2 separate regions of the Homo sapiens genome follow, and region 2 is linked to region 1. Evidence: read pairs that join two places in POLR2A ChIA-PET (ENCODE). Cell type or tissue: endothelial cell of umbilical vein. All regions are shown on one strand. Links, peaks and the distances in the headings refer to the core of each region. The heading gives the core; the rest is flanking DNA.

What was found. Peaks named below come from ENCODE experiments on the same cell type or tissue, not always from the same donor. Only the 100,000 strongest peaks of a DNase experiment are listed, where the experiment ranks them.
Region 2: POLR2A ChIA-PET joins it to region 1 with 8 read pairs; 3 of 35 experiments call an interaction of 5 or more read pairs at or near these places.

The regions. Positions count from the first base shown.
Region 1 is chr5:150,705,123-150,715,805 of GRCh38, forward strand. DCTN4 (dynactin subunit 4) reads right to left here. Exons shown (of 13, transcript NM_016221.4): 12 at 10,443-10,540; 13 at 3,318-6,240. The coding sequence ends at 6,027. Among named protein-coding and RNA genes, the nearest start is that of RBM22, 9.4 kb to the left of the region's middle. In endothelial cell of umbilical vein, for the core only: no CTCF peak of the experiment used is centred there; a DNase peak (open chromatin) is centred at 2,059.
Region 2 is chr5:149,539,146-149,549,828 of GRCh38, forward strand. All of the region lies in intron 2 of CSNK1A1 (casein kinase 1 alpha 1), which reads right to left. It also overlaps the pseudogene RPL29P14. Among named protein-coding and RNA genes, the nearest start is that of CSNK1A1, 7.0 kb to the right of the region's middle. RefSeq lists a silencer at 1,828-2,031 and enhancers at 5,748-6,657, 8,887-9,422, 10,356-10,683, 10,423-10,562, 10,583-10,683. In endothelial cell of umbilical vein, for the core only: no CTCF peak of the experiment used is centred there; DNase peaks (open chromatin) are centred at 4,486 and 5,066; H3K27ac peaks cover 1,180 bases.

The sequences.
Region 1 (10,683 bases), core at 1-4,000:
TTTTGAGACAGAGTCTTGCTCTGTCGCCCAGGCTGGAGTGCAATGGTGCGATCTCGGCTCACTGCAACCTCCACCTCCCAAGTTCAAGTAATTCTCCTGCCTCAGCCTCCTGAGTAGCGGGGATTACAGGCACGCACCACCATGCCTGGCTAATTTTTGTATTTTCAGTAGAGACAGGGTTTCATCATGTTGGTCAGGCTGGTCTCGAACTCCTGACTTTGTGATCCACCTGCCTCTGCCTCCCAAAGTGCTGGGATTACAGGTGTGAGCCACCGCGCCCGGCCTAGAGTAGTATTTTACATTTTATGGCTGGCTTTGGGGAAAAGGGGTTCTCTCTATGACCCACCTTGAGGAAAAGGGATTCAGTGTCTGTGGCTAGGCTTGGGGAAGAATGAAGGGCCAGAGACAGGAAGGCAGAAGGTCAGAGAGAAACTTTTGCTTCTGAGGCTGCTTCAGAGCCTTAATTTGGGGTATCATTTTCTGAGCCCCAACAACATGTTAAAGTCTCTGTCCATTAGTTCAAACATCTGGGTTTGAGTAGCTGGGACGACAGGCCTGCACCACTACACCTGGCTAATTTTTGTACTTTAAGTAGAGGTGGGGTTTCACCATGTTGGCCAGGCTGGTCTTGAACTCTTGGCTTCAAGTGATCTGCCTGCTTTGGCCTCCCAACGTGCTGGGATTACAGGCGTGAGCCACCGTGCCCGGCCAAGTCATTGCTTATATAACAGAAGAGAATGAGGTAAATCATATTAATGCTCGGAAATGGGCAAGTGTGTTCTGTTAGACCGTCTGCATGGGGTTTGGTCAATCTGGTTAGGAATCAAGCGGGGCTTGGGTTTTTTTTTTGTTTTTTGTTTTTGTTTTTGAGATGGAGTTTTGCTTTTGTTGCCTACACTGGAGTGCAATAGTGCGATCTTGGCTCACCACAACCTCCAGCTCCTGGGTTCAAGCGATTCTCCAGCTTCAGCCTCCTGAGTAGCTGGGATTACAGGCATGCAACACCACACCCGACTAATTTTATATTTTTAGTAGACATGGGGTTTCTCCATGTTGGTCAGGCTGGTCTCAAACTCCTGACCTCAGGTGATCCACCTGCCTCAGCCTCCCAAAGTGCTGAGATTACAGGCTTGAGCCACCGCACCTGACCTGGGCTTGGGTTTTATTGCTATGGTTGCTTTCAATGTACCACAGATTTCACCTACTCTAGCATTATTCTATACTGTAGGTTGGGGCTGAAGAACTCAAGTGTTCATGCTTCATCCTCAGCTTACAGCTGTCCTGCCTACCTGCACAGTGGTGACTAACTTTCTAGGCCTTTGCCCATCCCCTAGAAATGGATGCTTGTTACTAGCTGCTTGGTAGGCTGGTAGCGGGGTAGAAGTAAAGGGGTTCTCTGTTGTTCTAATTCAATTCAGCCTCAGTCCTCAGCAGGCCCTGTGTGGGCCTTAGGAATAGATCTTTTCTCGGCATTCTTGCCCCCCAAAACTGGGCAAGTTCATTAAATGAGTGTAAAGAGGAAAGAAGTGTGAGAAATGAGATTTGGTATACTGCAAGGTTGGGAAGATGGGAAAGAACTAGCAAAGAATACGGAAGGAAACTTTCTAGCAGGGTAGACAGAAAATTGTTACTGAATTAAACTGGGGTCTGCTCACCCAGTGCCACAAAGCCATTGACATCAGGCTAGTAGCAAGAGAAAGTGAGGCATTTTATTGCAGGGCACCATGCAAGGAGAATTGCACAGATCATGCTTAAGACCCGAACTCCCAGATGGCTTAAAGCTACGGGTTTTTAAAGGCAGGGAAAGAGAGGTTACAGGCAAAGTCATAAATCAATACATAGAGGCTATACATTGGTTTGACCTAAAAAGGTGGGACATCTCAAAGCTGGGATGGGGGTGGACTCAAAGGTCATAGGTGGTTTCAAAGATTTTTTGATTTATGATTAAGGCGGTGAAGCTGTCTAAACTTGGGATCCACAGAAAAGAATGTTAGCTCTGGCCGGTGGACATGACTTCCTCCAGGCCCCTCAGGAAGCAACTTAGAACAATGAACAGTGGTCAGAGTTCAGTTCTCAGTTTCCCCTTATCTGAGGTTTAAAGCTGGTGAGAGTTCAGGTTTCTGAAAAGTTGGGGACATGTATGTTACCCTTAGTTTCTATAGGGAACAAAACATCTCACTCTGACTTCCTTGGCTATTGTGTTCAGCTACTTCTTGCTTATCAGGTTGCTCATTAACTTCTTTGGGCTAGCTAGGTGCCTAGAATTCCCTTGAAGGAACTCAAGATTTCCCTTTATTTCCATGCATGGAGGGGCCCACAAGCCTCCTAAAAGGGGGTCCCTGCTCTGCCTCAAAACCAGGAGTGTTGTGTTCTGGAAACCAAGCAAAGCCTTTCAAGAAGGGAGAGATAAACTGTCAGATCTACTGAAAAATTGCATAGTTAAGGACTGAGAACTGACCCTGTATTTAAGTGTGGTGATTGCTGGTGACCTTGACAAGAGCAGTTTCGACCAAGTGGTGGCGGTGAGAGTCTAACTGGAATGGGTTCAGGTGAGAATGGAGGAACTGGAAGGTTGAATTAGGGTTTTTTTTTTTTTTTTTCCCTTGAGACGGAGTCTCGCTCTGCTGCCCAGGCTGGAGTGCCGTGGCGTGATCTTGGCTCACTGCAAGCTCCGCCTCCCAGGTTCACGCCATTCTCCTGCCTCAGCCTCGAGAGTAGCTGGGACTACAGGCACCTGCCACCAGGCCCGGCTAATTTTTTTTATTATTTTTAGTAGAGACGGGATTTCACCTTGTTAGCCAGGATGGTCTCGATCTCCTGACCTCGTGATCTGCCCGCCTCAGCCTCCCAAAGTGCTGGGATTACAGGTGTGAGCCACCGCACCTGGCCATTTTTGTTTTTTAAAAAACTTTTACTTAAACAGAGACAAGGTCTTGTTAGGTTTTCCAGTCTTGTCTCAAACTCCTGGCCTCAAATCATCCTCTCACCTCGGCCTCCTAAAGCGCTGGGATTACAGGTGTGAGCGATCATGCCCAGTCAGAGTTAGAGGAGTTTTGCTGTACAGGGAGTGGAGAAATGGAGTGGCAGCTGAAGAGGAGAGTGAGGCCAATTTCTTTTTTAAGATGAGAGAAATCACATGCTAATGGAAAAGGGAAGGAGGGAGCTGCCGATGCTATCTGTGAATAGGTAAGAGGATGAGCTTCAGTGTTAAGAGGTGGGGCTGGGTTCCAACAGGAAGAGTATGAATAATTCATCTAAGTAAGAGGAGGGAAGGAACAGTTATGAAGGTACAGATGAAGGTGATGAGTGGCCACTGGTGGAGTCAGACCACTGTGTATATTGTAAAGGATATCTTTAGAAGCAATGACCCAGGATAAAAACTGGTAGAGGTCTAACAACATTTATATAATGGTTCTGTGAATATGTATATAAGAAGCTCAAAGCAACATCTACTTATATATTATGGTGAACTAACCTGCTAAGAGATTTTAGATTACTTCATTTAAGGAATGGAAGGGAGCATGCCCCACCAACTCTCTTAGCCAACTCTCTTAACTTCACGCTTGTCTTTTGGCTCTGAGCCATGCTACTTAGTATCTACATGAGAGCAAACAAAAGACACGCTCAAGCTTTGTCTGCTTTATTTCACTACATTAAGTTAAGCAATAAGGCAAAACAGTAACCTGTCATTCATAAAGATCAAGGAGTACCTCTCTGTCCCAAAAGGGACCAAAAAGGGTGTTTCTTCACAAATATGCATGACACTTAGCTCATTATGCTGATAAGCACTTCAAACAAAAGAAAAGGTCAGTAGGTGAATCAAGTAACAAATCCAAATTAACTTAGCCTAAGTTTCCAAAGCTGTAGTTTCAAGTGCTAATGGGATCTAACTTTCCTGTGGTGGTGCATACTGACTAGCATTAAAATTTTTGCACCTCATCTAATATAAAAAAGGCAACAAATACAATTCCTAATTCACCAGCTGCAGGTATTGAATCATTTCTACGAACACACAGAATACTAGCTTACACTAAAACCTATCTTGAGGAAACATTAAACCAGTGGCTCTATTATTCTGCAAGTTAGTTTGGCTTCTGAAGAAAAAAGTTTATGATCAAAGTGTTTTGTGTTTCTGTGTATGGGAATGATGAGACCCATACTTCAACATTATTACTTTGGGGAATAAATACCAGCTACCTGCCATAAACGCATGACATGTGTGTAGTCTATGCAAACGTGTAAACATATGAAGCTATTCTCTACTCTATGCCCATTTCCTCCACTGGCAAATATGGAGCAGTGATTTCACAGTAGGCTCTAGCAGGTAGTGAAATAAAAATTTGAGACTCTGTGGGGTCACAAAAAAATGAAACTCTTTCTATAGTCTGCAAATCTGTAATTACCCATCCCCCTGCTCCAACTCCTAAGAGGCTAAATGTTATTACCATAATGTTAGAGATGAGTATTTTCCTTCTTACACTGCATCACATATATTACTCTGTAGGACTGTTTCATAAAATTGGCTTGACCTTTGTACAATTAGTACAATTTAGTGTCTTTTAGAGTACAATTTAGTGTCTTTTAAAAGCTTCCTAAATATTTAAAACATTTTCAAGGGAAGCTTACAAGGACTATGTCCCATCTGTATTCTACATTATAATGTTATCTTTAATTTTTTAAGACTTAAAACAAGACCAAGGTAAACAAAAAATCTGTATTTTCCTCAAGTCTCTTGGCCACTTACTAACAATACTTTTACAGAAAACACGGTGCAGCTGGTGGTCTACTTTATCAAGTTTCATTTTAGAAAACATCATAGAAATTAAGGTTAGCAACCCAACTCCAGGATACCAAGTGAAAACAGCAAGTCTGCTGTTAGGCCAGAACTGTGGGCTACTTGCTGAACTATTTTATGGTTTACAATCAAAATGGTCTTATTTGACTCACCACATGACAAAAGTCTTAAACTTAGTAAGGGGGAAAGTTCTTAATATCCAGTTTTGGATTCAAGAGATTATAATAGTTAATTTCCCCTTCAAATCAATGGAAAGAATGCTAGTTGAGAATATTCTAAAAATCTAGCCTTTAAAATGTTTTCTGCATTCCAGAAATGAACCTGTCCACTCAGGTTTTCTTTGGGTTCTTTTCCAGGTCCCAAACAGAACAACTTAACTGAGTTAAAGAGGCAGAACAGGGAAGGGGTAGGAAGTAAGACAAATAAAGATTGCCCCCCTGTGGCAGCATTAATCCCTGGGTATTGTGGCAATATTGAAAACGAATGGAATCTGCTACCCCCTTGACATGACATGTAATTGTTTGCTTCTCAAATTCTTCTTAAAAGATCCATATTTTACTGGGAAAAAAATTAAGAACAACTAATACGTGTCCTGTATTCACTTAGAAAAAGAGGGCAAATGAGAGTGCCTTAACAACTTCACAGGTTTTTCCAATCATCATGATACTAAAGATAAAGTGACAATTCAGTTTTTCAGTTATATGGAAATCTATGGCAAAATGGCAGCCATTATGGCAATGAAGGGATATGTTTTAGACTGTTAGATGATATTTAACGGAATGCAGAAAGCAGTTGGTACATTGTGACCAATGCTGGATCATTAACAGCAGGTCTACCTTTGGGTTATCATTTAAGTTTCATCTGTGACATTGTGATCCTTAGTGAGATCAGATCAAGAGACAGTACAGAGTTTCTCAGGTGGTAAATACAATGCCATTCCAAGGAACACCCATCCCCTTTCCTAGGATGGAATTATGCTGCTGTTACTCAACGTGCAGGGTTCAGTGAGGGAGACACAGACTTACTGGTGTCAACAGGGGTGAGAGCAAGAGCAACAGCAGCTACCCTGTGTTCCCAATGCCTTGCCTATGCTCCCACTTTCTTAGCAATAGAATTCCGTAGTGCATGGGTACATCGTTATAAACAAGGCCTAATGAAGCAGCAGCTTCCACATTTTAACGCAGGTTTACGGTGATACTGTCCTTTGGGATCTGCCCTCCAGTGGAACCTTTTAAGGAAGAAGTGGGCCCAAGCTAAGTTCCACATGCTGGGTGAGCCAGATGACTTCTGTTCCCTGGTCACTTTCTTCAATGGGGCGAATGGGGGCTGCCAGGTTTTTAAAATCATGCTTCATCTTGAAGCACACGGTCACTTCACCCTCCTCACGCTGTGGTGTAACTTTGATGAAAATACCCACTTTGTTGGCCTTTCTGAAGGCTATAATGCTATGGAAAGAAAAAAAAGCAAGTATTAGGTAGATAAAAAAATCAGCCAAACCACTAAGACTTACAGTAAAAGTCTTTCACCTTATTCTTTCCTTCAGCACACACAGAAAACCTATAAACACTTTGTTCTTAACCTACCAAGTATTTTTTTGTTTTGTTTTGAGACACAGTCTCGCTCTGTCGCCCAGGCTGGAGTGCAATGGCTCCACCTTGGGTCACTGCAACCTCTGTTTCACGGGCTCAAGTAACTCTCCCATCTCAGCCTCCCGAGTAGCTGGGACTACAGGCATGCACCACCACACCTGGCTAGCTTTATATATTAATACGTATATTTTTTGGTGGAGATGGGGTTTCGCCACGTTGCCCAGGCTGGTCTCGAACACCAGGGCTCAGGTGATCTGCTTGCCTTGGCCTCCAAAAGTGCTGGGATTACGGGCATAAGCCAACACGTTGGCCATATATTTTTCTATGAGCTTATACTTTTCTGCTTTTCTAACCAACACAGATGGTACACACTATTCCATAACTTGCTTTTTTTTAACTCTGTTTATCACAAACACCTTTTGACGCTGGTATATACAGATCATCTACAATCTATGTAATGGTTGCACAGTATTCAATTATGTGTTTACCATAATTGGCATATACTGAGGTTGCTGACAACTTTTCTCTATTATAAACAATGGTGCTGCAAACATCCCTTTACATTTACCTCTGTGCAAATGCAATATTTCTATAGAACATAGACTCATACCGTGGAAAGTTATTTATTTATTTATTTTTTTGAGATGGAGTCTCGCTCTGTCACCCAGGCTGGAGTGCAGTGGCGCAATCTTGGCTCACCGCAACCTCCGCCTCCTGGGTTCCAGCGATTCTCCTGCCTCGGCCTCCTGAGTAGCTGGGATTACAGGTGCACACCATCACGCCCAGCTAATTTTTATAATTTTAGTAGAGATGGGGTTTCACCACATTGGTCAGACTGGTCTCGAACTCCTGATCTCAGGTGATCCACCCGCCTCAGCCTCCCAAAGTGCTGGGATCACAAGCATAAGCCAATGCACCCGGCCTTATTTTTATTTTTTAGAGACAAGGTTTTGCTCTGTTACCCAGGCTGGAGAGCAGTGGCACGATCATAGTTCATGGTAGCCTTGACCTCCTAAGCTCAAATGATCCTTCTGCCTTGGCCTCCCAAAGTGCTGGGATTATAGGCATGAGCCACCATGCCTGGCCATACTGTGGGAAGTTTTAATAACTCAGTGCTTTAAGGGAAATTTTGGAACACCATAAATCAAGAATGTTTTTGTAAATAACTTATGTAATTAGGAATTTTAGCACAAAAATGTCTCTTCATTGAGGTTTGCATTTCAATTTCCCCTCATTTGTGCATACAGTTTGTGCTTTAATAACTTAGTTTCTGAAAGTAAAAGGGCAATGAAATAAACAGAATTTGTCTACTACCCAAATGACATTCAGTTACTCTAAGAAAGGTTACTGGGATTACATATTTACATATTTATACAGTGTTAGTTTCCAGAAATCTGAAAGTTCTATTAAATCTAATAATGTAAAATATAATTAATTCAGTTTTTAATTACTCTATCATGTAATCAGGCTGAAATCTGATATCTCAGACAATCATTCCAGAAGTATATCTTGGCTTAACAAATTTCTGTACCTAATTAATTTGAGGACCCACATAAAGCAAGGATTTGAGAGAACACATTTTGTACTGTACAACTCAGCACATTTTGTATTACAGTAACTAACCAGACCTTTGATTTGTATGAGTCATGTAAAAAATAATTCAAACAGTTTAAAATGGTAAAAAGAAAAACATCAGTCTTTCTTTTTATCCTTAATTTCCCAGGCAACCACTGATACCTGGGAAGCTTTTCCAAAACAAATTTGGATTTCTGGTCCCTAGCTAGACCTGCTAAAAAAAATCCTCTGGGGTTAGGGTCTGGAATGCTATCGAACAACAAAACAAAACAACACTTGACCTGGTGCTTTCTGAAGTTAACCCACGTTTGGTATCACTAAACTAATCTCACCTTTGCCTTCACTTTATTTTTCTTTTCTTTTCTTTTTTTTTTTTTTTTGAGACGGAGTCTGGCTCTGTTGCCCAGGCTGGAGTGTAGTGGCGTGATCTGAGTTCACTGCAACCCCCGCCCCTAGGGTTCAAGTGATTCTCCCATCTCAGCCTCCCAAGAAGCTGGGATTACAGGCACGTGCCACCACGCCTGGCTAATTTTTGTATTTTTAGTAGAGACAGGATTTCGCCATGTTGGCCAGGCTGGTCTCAAACTCCTGACCTCAAGTGATCTGCCTGCCTCAGCCTCCCAAAGTGCTGGGATTACAGGCATCAGCCACCACACCTGGCTTCACTTTATTTTTCTAACCCACCTTGTTATCTCTTCTCTCTAATATCTTGTTGAGAAAGCTTTTGATCATTCTGTCAAAAAACCGTAAATGGGCCAGGCATGGTGGCTCACGCCTGTAATCCCAGCACTTTGGGAGACCAAGTCGGGTGGATCACTTTAGGTCAGGAGTTCAAGACCAGCCTGGGCAACATGGCAAAACCCCATCTCTACTAAAAATACAAAAATTGGCCAGGCGTGGTGGCGCTTGCCTGTAATACAAGCTCCTCAGGAGGCTGAGGCAGGAGAACTGCTTGAACTCGGGAGGTGGAGGTTGCAGTGAGCAGGAGATCACGCCATTGCACTCCAGCCTGGGCGACAGAGACTCCTTCTCTAAAAACAAAACAAAGACTGTGAATGTTCCCTGTGCCAGTTTACTAAGCTATTATTTTTCAGCTCCAAGCGCACCTCTCTCAATTTTGCTTTGTGACACAGGATTCTGCTTGGACTGTATCTGCTGGATCGGATGGCTCTTTGTCAGGTTCTGTCAGCAGCGGGCTCTAAAGGGAGACTAGAAGTCTGGAGGAGGAAGGGTCTTGCTCTTCCTTTAGAGATTCCTGTTTGCTTGTGGTCCCTGTTCCCTGTGGCCATCACTCCAAAAATGTCTTTTTTTTTTTGAGACAGGGTATCACTCTGTTGCCCAGGCTGGAGTACAGTCACAATCACAGCTGACTGCAGCCTCAGCCTACCGGGCTCAACTGATTCTCCCACCCTGGTATCCTGAGTAGCTGGGACTACAAGCATGCGCTGCTACACCTGGCTATTTTTAAAATTTTTTTGTAGAGACGGAGTCTTAACTCTATTCCTAGGCTGGTTTCAAACTCCTGTGAAGCAATCCTCCTGCCTCAGCCTCCCAAAGTGTTGAGAATACAGGGGTAAGCCACCATGCCCGGCCCAGCAATGCTTCTTTACCCAGGAGGAAGTGGCAGTAAGCAGTTGAAGTTTTCCAATTCTTGTATAATCATGCCACCCCTCCTTTGCCATCACGAGATGCCAGGACCACGCAAGCAGTGTTCCCCTTCAGCTCACTGGAGGCCTGAGTTTCAGCTACATGGAGCTCTTTGTTTAAGTTCTAAATTTTAATAATTCTAACTATTTCCCTTTGTTCCCTCCACCTAAGGGGTGGTAGCTGGCTCATCAAATAGCTATCTTTGAAATTTTATGCCCATGAAGTAGCATAAAATTGCTACTTCAGTGTTCTTTTTCACTTTTTAAGTTACACAAGTGAACAATTATTTATATTAAATCCTCTGTTCGAATCATTGAAAACATTCAGTCTACAGACTGAATTCTCTGATGGTCACAGTCCCCAGTTACTGGAAGGTTTGGTTCTTTTCAGTTATTAGATATGAGAGAGTAAAATCTATTAATTCCTCCAAGGGGGTGGGGGTGGGGAACAAACCCGATGATCAATCTCTAGGGACAGAGTATTGTATCCTGTCCACAACCATTAAAATCATATAATTAAAAATTTCTTTATTAACATGGGAAAATATATTCAAGTGAAAAAGGCTAAAAAACTGTATTTATAGAATGATCCCAATGAGGTGAGAAATATTTGGAAGGACAAATGCCAAAATGCTAATGGTGTTTATCTCTGGTGGTGGGATAATTTTATTTTCTTCTTCATGGTCTTACATATATTTCCCCAATTTTCTACAATAATTATTTTTAGAAACAGGAAGAAAAAAGTTATTTTAAAAAATCCAGACAAGAAAACTGGATATAAGTGGGCATTCTATTATCAGCCATTTGTTGTATGGGGATCACAAAAAGATCACTCACTCAGGATCGTCCTGAAAGTCTTGAGGTTCTGCCAACTCATCGTACTCTGCTGCTGCATCCTTGCCAGCTAAAACGAGCTCTTTGGGAGGCACCACCACCTGGAGAGCAACACAGAGAGGCCTGCCTGAGAAGGGACCAGTGTGACAGAATATAGCAAAGTACGACATTGATTTAGACAAATGGAAGCACACAGCAAGTTTCAGGAAACATATACTACTTCTATGGAGTTTATAAGAACAAA
Region 2 (10,683 bases), core at 2,585-6,584, 1.2 Mb before region 1:
AAAGCATTTGATTACATGGGATTATATGTACTTTCTGGTACTTTCCAGTATCATGATGCCTATTACAGGATTTCCTGAATTAATTCTAAGAGGAAATATATAAATTAAGAACACAGCCTTACAGCCTGAGCAACACAGTGAGACTCTATTTCTAAAAAATAAAAATAAAAATTAGCCAAGTATGGTGGTGTATGCCTGTAGTCTCAGCTACTTAGAAGGCTGAGATAGGAGGATCACTGGAGCCCAGGAGTTCAAGGCTGCAGTAAGCTATGATTGAGCCACTATACTCCAGGCCTAGGCGGCCGAGCAAGAACCCAACTCTTAAAAAAAAAAAAAAGAAAGAAAAGAGTATAGCCTTATTAGGTTGTAATTCTAGGAAAAGATGGGGGTTGATGGGGGTGAGTAGCAAAGCAAAAATTATTGTTATTAATTATTAATATACTATATTTTGGGGATTAATAACAATTATTAATTGTTACATATCAGAATCACCTGGGGAGCTTTTAAAAATCATGATACCTACGTCATATCCCAATTTAATTAAATCAAAATACTTGCAGTTAGGGATTAGTTGTCTTTTTTTTTTAACTTTGCCATTTGATTCCATTTGCAGCAAAATTTGAGAACCACTGGTAGAGCTGAAAGATGCAGTAGGACCTGTACAAATCACACATCAGCTGTGTGACTTTAGGCAAATTAACCACTTTGACTCACATACTTTATAAGAAACACCAACTTACAAGATTGGTGTAATGATTAAATGAGACCGTATGCAATGCCTGGATAATATTGGACTCTTTTTGTTGCATGCAGAGGGAAAAAAGAATGTTTAGCCACACTGAATTCAACCAATTATTCCCTTATTTCAAAAGTACTTATCAACATTACAAATAAATAAAAGGCAATTATACCTTAAAATTAGAACAAATCATTACATCAGAGAACAAGAGGCATCTTTTGTCCTACTGATTCCATCAATATATACTACACATTAAAAAACCCTTAAGACCTTGTTGGGCTTTCGAAAACCCTTTTACAAGTAAGAACTGACTTTACAAATTATAGAATTCATTCTATTAATAGGTTCAAATCTAGATGGCATCACAGGCAGAACCCTGACTCATAATACAATGCTCTTTCCATTTCCCTTTATGTTGAGGATTGAAATGTACTCTCTTCAGCTAAACCGTTTTGTGTAGCACTTCCAAAATCCCCATTAAAGGGCCATAACATACCCCACTGCTCACACCGACAAGAAAAAGGCAGTATTTTAGTTCTTCAAAGGAGAGCAAGGTAAAGATCTCAATTATCACTGAATACCATATTTACTACCATCACCTGCAACACAACCACCATCTGATAATTTTGTCAGATAAATCCTATAATGTACCTCATGGTGATAAACAGACTATTAATCTATAGTAAAACCAACACCAAAATAATGCTTAACTGGGGACTGGGGAGAAAAATAAGGCTTAGCTGTAATCCAAAAGACAGACTTAAAAAATAAATAAATAAAATAAAACTAACACTGTCACAGAATAGAACTTACCAAGGATGAGCAATGTGTGCATACAAAAAAAAAATCAAATAGTCCTTATCTCAACAGAGATGTAGGTTACACCAACATATGCATTTGTCAAAACTGATCCGGCAGGGTATGGTGGCTCACACCTGTAATCCCAGCACTTTGGGAGGTCGAGATGGGCGGATCACAAAGTCAGGAGTCCAAGACCAGCCTGGCCAATACGGTGAAACCCCATTTCTACAAAAATACAAAAAAAATTAGCCGGGTATGGTGGCGGGCACCTGTAGTCCCAGCTACTCCAGAGGCTGAGCAAGGAGAATCACTTGAACCCAGGAGGCGGAGGTTGCAGTGAGCCAAGATTGCGCCACTGCACTCTGGCCTGGGCAACAGAGCAAGACTGCATCTCAAAAAATAAAATTAAAAATAAAAATCCCACTAAAACATGCATTAGTTTATGCTATGTTAATACTGGTCAACCAATTTTGTTTTTTTTTTTTGAGATGGAGTCTCCATCTGTCACCCAGGCCAGAGTGCAGTGGCGTGATCTCAGCTCACTGCAACCTCCGTCTCCTGGGATCAAGCAATTCTCCTGTCTCAGCCTCCCGAGTAGCTGGGATTGCAGGCACCTGCCACCATGGCCAGCTAATTTTTGTATTTTTAGTAGAGACAGGATTTCACCATGTTGGCCAGGCTGGTGTCAAACTCCTGATTTCAAGTGATCCGCCCGCCTTGGCCTCCCAAAGTGCTGGGATTACAGGTGTGGCATGAGCTACCACACCCGGCCAGTCAACCAAAATTTTAAGAGCCATCTGAGATTGAAATTAGAAACAAAAACAGTAACACAATAAAGCATCATTTTACCTGTGTGCATACACTGAACACCAAGTTAAATGATGAAAGTTATGAAGACACTCATTCTTGACAGCAAAAATCCCTGGTGAACAGTGACAGATCATGAGAAAACCAAGACTTAATGATATTTTAGGTACAGCTTAAATATACTTTAAAACAAAATGATCTAGCCAGGTGCGGTGGCTCACGCCTGTAATCCCAGCACTTTGGGAGGCCGAGGCAGGTGGATCACTTGAGGTCAGGAGTTCGAGACCAGCCTGACCAATATGGTGAAACCTCATCTCTACTAAAAAAAATTAGCCAGGCATGGTGGTATATGCCTGTAGTCCTAGCTACTCAGGAGGCTGAGGCAGGAGAATCACTTGAACCTGGGAAGTGGAGGTTGCAGTGAGTCAAGATCACGCCATTGCATCCCAGCCTGGGCAACAGAGAAAGACTGCATCTCAAAAAAAAAAAAAAAAAAAAAAAAAGATCTAGGTCCAGAAATGACTAAAGCCAAGGATCCTTGATCCCTGGGCCACTGACCGGTATCCAGTATAGAAGCGAAGTGAAGCTTCATCTGTATTTACAGCCACTCCCCAAAGCTGGCATTACCGCCTGAGCTCAGCCTCCTGTCAGATCAACAGAATTAGATTCTCATAGGAACGCAAACCCTGCTGTGAACTGCACATCAGAGGGATCTAGGTTGTGCATTCCTTATGAGAATCTAATGCCTGACGATCTGTTACTGTCTCCCATGACCCCCAGATGGAAGCAGGTAGTTGCAGGAAAGCAAGCCCAGGGCTCCCATTGATTCTACATCAAGGTGAGTTGTATAATTATTTCATTATATGTTACAATGTAATAATAATAGAAATAAAGTGCACAATAAATGTAATGCACTTGAATCATCTCAAAATCATTCCCACCCCCACCCCACCCCCTACTTGCTCCAGTCTGTGGAAAAACTGTCTTCCACGAAACCTGTCCCTGGTGCCAAAAAGGCTGGGGACCACTGACTAAAGCCAAGGAATAACCCACATACTTTACATGGGTTCAAGCATTTACTCCGAAATGAGATACAAATTTATATATATATATATATATATATATATATATATATATATATATATATGTATATATATATATATATATATATATATATATGTATATATATATATATATATATTTTTTTTTTTTTTTTTTTTTGAGACAGAGGCTCGCTCTGTCACCCAGGCTGGAGTGCAGTGGCATGATCTCAGCTCACTGCAACCTCTGCCTCCCGGGCTCAAGCAATTCTCCTGACTCAGCCTCCCAAGTAGCTGGGACTACAGGCACACACCACCATGCTTGGCTAATTTTTGTATTTCAGTAGAGATGGGGTTTCACCATGTTGGCCAGCCTGGTTTCGAACTCCTGACCTCAGGTGATCCGCCCGTCTTGGCCTCCCAAAGTGCTGGGATTACAGGTGTGAACCACTGCGCCTGGCCACAAATTAATAATTTCCAGCAAGTTTTTATCCTGCAATCCACAGATTCAAAAGGGAGAATAAGAACACCCTGAATCGTAAGCATCTAATTAAATACAAATAGGTTACTTATATTTATGTAAGAGCTCTTCAGCTTGTCTATGAGGCAAAATGCCAACAAGTGAAGAAGTACAGGATGGCTCTCCAGTATCAAATGAAACGATGTGGAGTGTGTGAGAGGGCATGATTTGACCTTGACATAAGGGTGATAATGATTCTCAGAAGAACTGGAAGTTAGGACACTCCAGTAACTCCCCTGAGATTCAACAGTCTAATTTGTATTAGTAGGAATAGGGCTATATACATCTCTAACATTTTGTCCAGCTTAAAATGCTACCTAGCATTATTACATTATCTCATAAGCCAGTATAAAGCAGCTCTAGTATACCATGAATTCAGTTTCCCTTCAAGTTAAAAAGCACATTTCTCGTGATCTGTGACGTACGTTTTTCTGGTTTTTTTTTTTTAGTCCAAGCTAAGCATGGACACTGTAATATATCTTAATGAAGACATATCCAATGCAGCGTCATCTTTATTCTCTGATAACAGCCATTATGTTATTCACAGGATATATGCTCAGTGCCAAAGATAAGATTAAGCTGCTTTTAAAAGTGAAGAGTAAGGATTAACTAGTGCTTTATAAATACGTTCTAAAACATTTGACCTTCAGACACAGAGGGCAAAAATAGTGATTAAAACACACTAGGCAGCTGGGAGAGGTGGTATTCATCTGCAGTCCTAGCTACTCAGGAGGCTAAGAGGCAGGAGGATCATTTGAGTCCAGGAGTTTGAGGCTGTAGTGTGCTATTATCATACTTCTGAATAGCCACTGCACTCCGCCCGGGTGACAGAGCAAGAACCTGCCGCTAAAAATAAAAATAATAAAAGATGAAAGAAAAATAGGAAAAACAAGAAAGGAAGGCAAGTAGTAGACACAATATCAAACTGCTGGAATGCTTTTTTTCTAGCTACTATCCTTTGAAAATAGGTCTTAAAATTCCAGGACTAAAAGTCCTTAGGATCAATGAGGCCAGTGACACTTTTAAGTAGGGAACCCTTGTTCAAACAAAACCCTACCCAAAAGCTCAGTATGCAAAGGCAAATGGAAATGAGTATTTAGCTGGCAAAAGAAGGGTAGGCAGCCCTAAATCTTTCTATTCAGCACTCTCCTTCCCATTAGAACAATCCTTTTTTTATGTTCTAAATGAGGAAACAGATGGGCTTACACACATTAAGGAACTGACTGACTGTAGATGACCCAGTCAATATCACATGGCAGATCTACAGCTCAAACCTCCAAAACCTATCTAGATAAAGAATTTTTCGGTATGTCATAGTTGTTTCTTGGGTCATTGCACGGTGGCTGATGCCTATAATCCCAGCGCTTTGGGAGGCTGAGGCAGGAGAAGTACTTGAGCTCAGGAATGCAAGACCAGTCTGGGCAATATAGCAAGAGCCCATCTATATAAAAAAAATTTAAAAAAATTTTTAAATTGTTCCTTTGGAGAACTTAATTCAATTTAGAATGGAACACACAAAAAAAGGTTTTAACAGAAACTCAATACAGCTGACCCTTGAACAAAAGGGGCTTGAAATGCACAGGTCCACTTGTACACAGGTTTTTTTCTGCCTCTGCTACCCAAACAAGATCAACCCCTCTTCTTCCTCCTCAGCCCAAAGTGAGGATGATGAGGGTAAAGAGCTTTATATATATATATATATATATATATATAGTTATTGACCAATCATGTTATTGGTGAAGCTTCCAGTGAACAGTAGGCTAGTAGTAGTTAAGCTTTTGGGGAGTCAAGTTATACTTGGGGCCAGGTGCAGTGGTCCATGCCTGTAATCCCAGCACTTTGGCGGGCCGAGGTGGGTGGATCATCTGAGGTCAGGAGTTTGAGACTAGCCTGGCCATCACTGTGAAACCCCGTCTCTACTAAAAATACAAAAATTAGCTGGGTGTGGCGGCGCGCCTGTAATCCCATGAACCTGGGAGGCAGAGGTTGCAGTGAGCCAAGATCACACCATTGCACTCCAGCCTGGGTGACAGAGCAAGACTCCATCTCAAAAAAAAAAAAAAAGTTACACTTGGATTCCTGACTGTGGGGCACAGTGGGAGTGGGCTGGGGTTCAGTGCCCCTAACCCCAGCACTGTTCAAGGGTCAACTGTAATTTTAAGTGAGCTCTCACATATTAATTGACAAGGTCCAAGAATTTTCTTTCTTTTTTTTTCCCCTGCCTCAGGTTTATTTGTACTAATAGCACAGGAGGACCCCAGCCCCATAAAGACGGCAGCCCAGGGGGGTTGCATCAGTCCTTCTGTCCTCACGTTGGCAGACAGAGATACCTACTCCGAAGCCTTTGTAGGGGCCTGAGAGCCTTTGGGAGGAGCCTGAGCTGGAACTGAAGCTGGAGCTGCAGCCTGGGCCTTGGTTGATCCTTGGCCTTTGGCCCACACAGTCTGAGCCCCTTGGCAATGCGGACACAAGCACACTTCCCAAGCTTGGGGTGGACAATGTAGGCAAGTCAATCGAGTTCGCAGCTGACACCCTTTGGGATCTTGGGCTTAACCTCCTTGGGCTTTACGAGGGCCCTGCTAGCCTCAGCAAGTGCACTCATTGCCTTGGCATTGTTGGCCTGCATCTTCTTTAGGCCCTTCTTGTGCTTCTTGGCAAAGTGCATGTTCCTCAGGAACCTGGAGCCCACCATTTCTGTGCCATTTTCAGGACTGGTTGTGTGTGGTGTGGTTCGTGGACTTGGCCATGTCTGTACCTTAAGCCGCGGCTCTCCAAGTGCCTAGAACCGGAAGCTTCATTTCTTAAAATATCAAGAAAATGGATGCCATTCTCTTATCCTTGCTTTTTTTTTTTTGATACGGAGCCTCATTCTGTCGCCCAGGCTGGAGTGCAGTGGCACGATCTTGGCTCACTGCAACCTCCGCCTCCCATGTTCAAGCAATTCTCCTGCCTCAGCCTCCTGAGTAGCTGGCACTACAGGCGCACGCCACCACACCAGGCTAATTTTTTTTTTTTTTGTATTTTAGTAGAGACAGGGTTTCACCTGTCTCTACTACCCAGGCTGGTCTCCAACTCCTGGGCTCAGGCAATCTGCCCACCTCGGCCTCCCAAAGTGCTGGGATTACAGGCGTGAGCCATGGCGCCCGGCTTATCCTTGCTCTTTACTCAGGATGCTATGCTTCTTAACAATAGGTCTCTCAAATTACACAGGAAGGACCTGATTCAGCAGGTCATCTACGCAGGCCAGGTAATTTTCAGTCTCTGTTGTAAGATATACCAAAGTATCTTAAAGAAAATCCTGGCTGGGTGCGGTGGCTCATGCCTGTAATCCAAGCACTTTGAGAGGCCGAGGCGAGCAGATCACGAGGTCAAGAGATGGAGACCATCCTGGCCAAAATGGTAAAGCCCCATCTCTATTAAAAATACAAAAATTAGCTGGGCGTGGCAGCACGTGCCTGTAGTCCCAGCTACTCAGGAGGCTAAGGCAGGAGAATTGCTTGAACCCAGGAGGTGGAGGCTGCAGTGAGCCAAGACTGTACCACTGCACTCCAGCCTGGTAACAGAGTGAGACTCCATGTCAAAAAAAAAAAAAGCAAATCCTATAGGGAATTTTGTAACAGAAAACATAGGGAAGGGATTGAACAAATTTGTATATGAAGGATAAAGGCAGCAAAATCTAAATTTTTTAAATTAGTGACAATACTTCTAAAACAATAGATAACACATAACTTTTATCTAGCTAACACTAAATAGTCAACTTAATTCAATACTTTCCGAGTAAATATTTATTAAGTATGTACCATGTATAGGTGATACAGAAATAGTGGGGAACAAACTGAGGGGGATGGGAAGATGCTGCTACCCAAATAAAGAATGTTTACATAAATCTTTATCCTTTTTGCTTCAGTGGAAACAGTTTTTTTTTTACATTTCACTTTAAAACCAATGAACCACTTTTGTTTCCATGTACCTGACCCTACCACTCCTAAAGCAAATTTACCCTTTCCACACTCTCATCCAATTACTGTGTTCTCCTTTAGAGACTACACCCAGAAGCCACACTCTATTCTTGGATGCCTTACCAAACCAGTTCACCAAGCTTTCTTCCTTAGAGCCAGATCCTGAAATCCCATCTCTCAGGAAGCCTTAACTTGAAAGTCAGGTTAATCTGTTTAGCCTCACCCACAGACAGCTTATAACTACCATAACTCTCTCTGCACTCACCACCTTATAATAGGCACCTATTACTATAATTCTGCTCAGAAGTTAATTTATTCATGTGCTTATTCAGTACATTACTCATTGCCCTTATGGGTCTGTATCAGGTCTTAAATAAAAGCTACCAGATAAAAGGACATGTACTGTACTTGGGTTTAGCACTGAAAAATGACAATGCTTAATGCTTTTTGAAACTGATTTCAAATACATTAAATTTAACCTGATTTGTGAAATTTATAAAATCTCCCAACATAGATGAATCTCAAAAACATTATGTTAAGTGAAAAGTGCCAGACACAAATGACCTCATATCGTATGATTCCATTTATATGAAATTCTAGGAAAAACTATAGTAATGGAAAGCAAATCAGGGGTGAGGGGCCTTATTTTCCCACATAGTAGGTTTTTTTTTTAAAGGCAAGAATGATTTAAAAACTTCAAATCTATATCATCTCAGATTTAATCTTCACCTCATAAGATAAATTTGCAACTTTCTTCCAAATGATTTACTTGCTCATTTACAACCAATAGCACATTTTATCACTCAATTCTCCATTAAAACTGTAAATCAGCATTGGAACTTTGTTTTTTTTTTTGTTGTGTTTTTTTGTGTTTTTTTGAGATGGCGTCTCGCTCTGTCACCAGGCTGGAGTGCAGTGGCGCCATCTCAGCTTACTGCAACCTCCGACTCCCGGGTTCAAGCTATTCTCCTGCTTCAGCCTCCCGAGTAGCTGGGATTACAGGCACGTGCCACCATGCTCAGCTAATTTTTGTATTTTTAGTAGAGACGAGGTTTCACCACGTTGGCCAGGCTGGTGTTGAACTCCTGACTTAAAGTAACCTGCCTGCCTTGGCCTCCCAAAGTGCTTGGATTACAGGCGTGAGCCACCACGCCTGGCTGGAACTCTTTTTAAGGACAGTTTTATTTGAGTTGTTTCCATGTAAAGACTATGCAACCCAGTCCTTAATTCAAGACATGAAAAATACAAACTGGAATAGAAAAAGGGGCTAACAGGCTGGGCCCGGTGGCTCACGCCTATAATCCCAGCACTTTGGGAGGCTGAGGCAGGTGGATCACCTGAGGTCAGGAGGTGGAGACCAGCCTGGCCAACACGGCAAAACCTCAGCTCTACTAAAAATACAAAAATTAGCCAGGCGTAGTAGTGCAGCTCTGCAATTCCAGCTACTTGGGAGGCTGAGGCAGGAGGATCACTTGAACCTGGGAGGCGGAGGCTGCAGTTAGCCAAGGTTGCGCCACTGCACTCTAGCCTGGGCAACAGAGTAAGGCTCCGTTTCAAAAGAAAAAAAAGCCGGGCACAGTGGCTCATGCCTGTAATCCCAGCACTTTGGGAGGCCGAGGCAGGCAGATCACCTGAGGTCAGGAGTTCGAGCCCAGCCTGGCCAACGTGGTGAAACTAAAATACAAAAATTAGCTAGGCGTGGTGGCGGGCGCCTGTAATCCCAGCTACTCAGGAGGCTGAGGCACGAGAATCACTTGAACCCGGGAGGCAGAGGTTGCAGTGAGCCAAGATCGTGCCATTCATTGCACTCCAGCCTGGACCACAAGAGCGAAAACTCCGTCTTAAAGAAGAGGCTCCAGTAAACAGTAAGTACCATTCTTACCTATTCTGAATAATTTTGCAAATGTTATTTTAGATTATTGCTGGAAAATAGCTGGGCTTTAAACTATATTTTAGTCTCCATTCCATGAAGAGGATCTTTAATCCCAAAAGTTAAAACATTAAAACCCTCCAAAGTAAAGTTAACCATTTGACAGAACAATGTCTATCTCGTCATCTTTTATCCTCGTTACTGCTATTTGCACTCACCAATATTCCACACCAACAAAGGCCCCAATTTCTCTGATGTGAAGATTTACTGACAAACTCAACAGGTTAAAATTACTTATCAAAGTGTGGCTAAGTGATTAAGATTTTTTTAAATACAACTGATATGAGTAAATTTTAACATAGTTGGTGCTGCTCAAACTGCCTTTGCCACTACCTATACAAATTTAGTCCCGACTGAAACGTGCCAAATATGACCATTCACGAAAAGAAAGAGTAATTAACACTTTTAAAAGAACTACGAAGGATTTTACATAGTGTAATTCAACAATTTCGTGTCACATCTGCTGCAGAGATCACAAACACTGTCACTATGCCATCTCCTTCCTCGAACCTCCACACCGCCTCCTGCAGCTTTATTCTTGGCTTTTCAAAGGTTTAATCCACTCGGGGCTGCTAAAGGAGGAATCAAGGAAGCATAATTTGTGAACTCAAGCTGAGAAAAGGGCAGGAATATGGGGTTGAGTCACGTCGTTCCGCCATTTTCTAAGCGGAGGAGGAAGACATGTTGGAACAAAAACACAACAAAAGAGCAGCCATTTCCCAAGCCAGCTCCAATAGCAACTCGAACTGACACTGCCGGGTCGCTTCGGCACCTTCAAATCCACTTCACTGGACAAACCTAAGTACATCAGAAGTGCCGCCGTAAAAAAGGCAGCAGCCAACCCTTCCGCGTAGGGATCAAAGATGACCTGCACGCATAACTGCAAA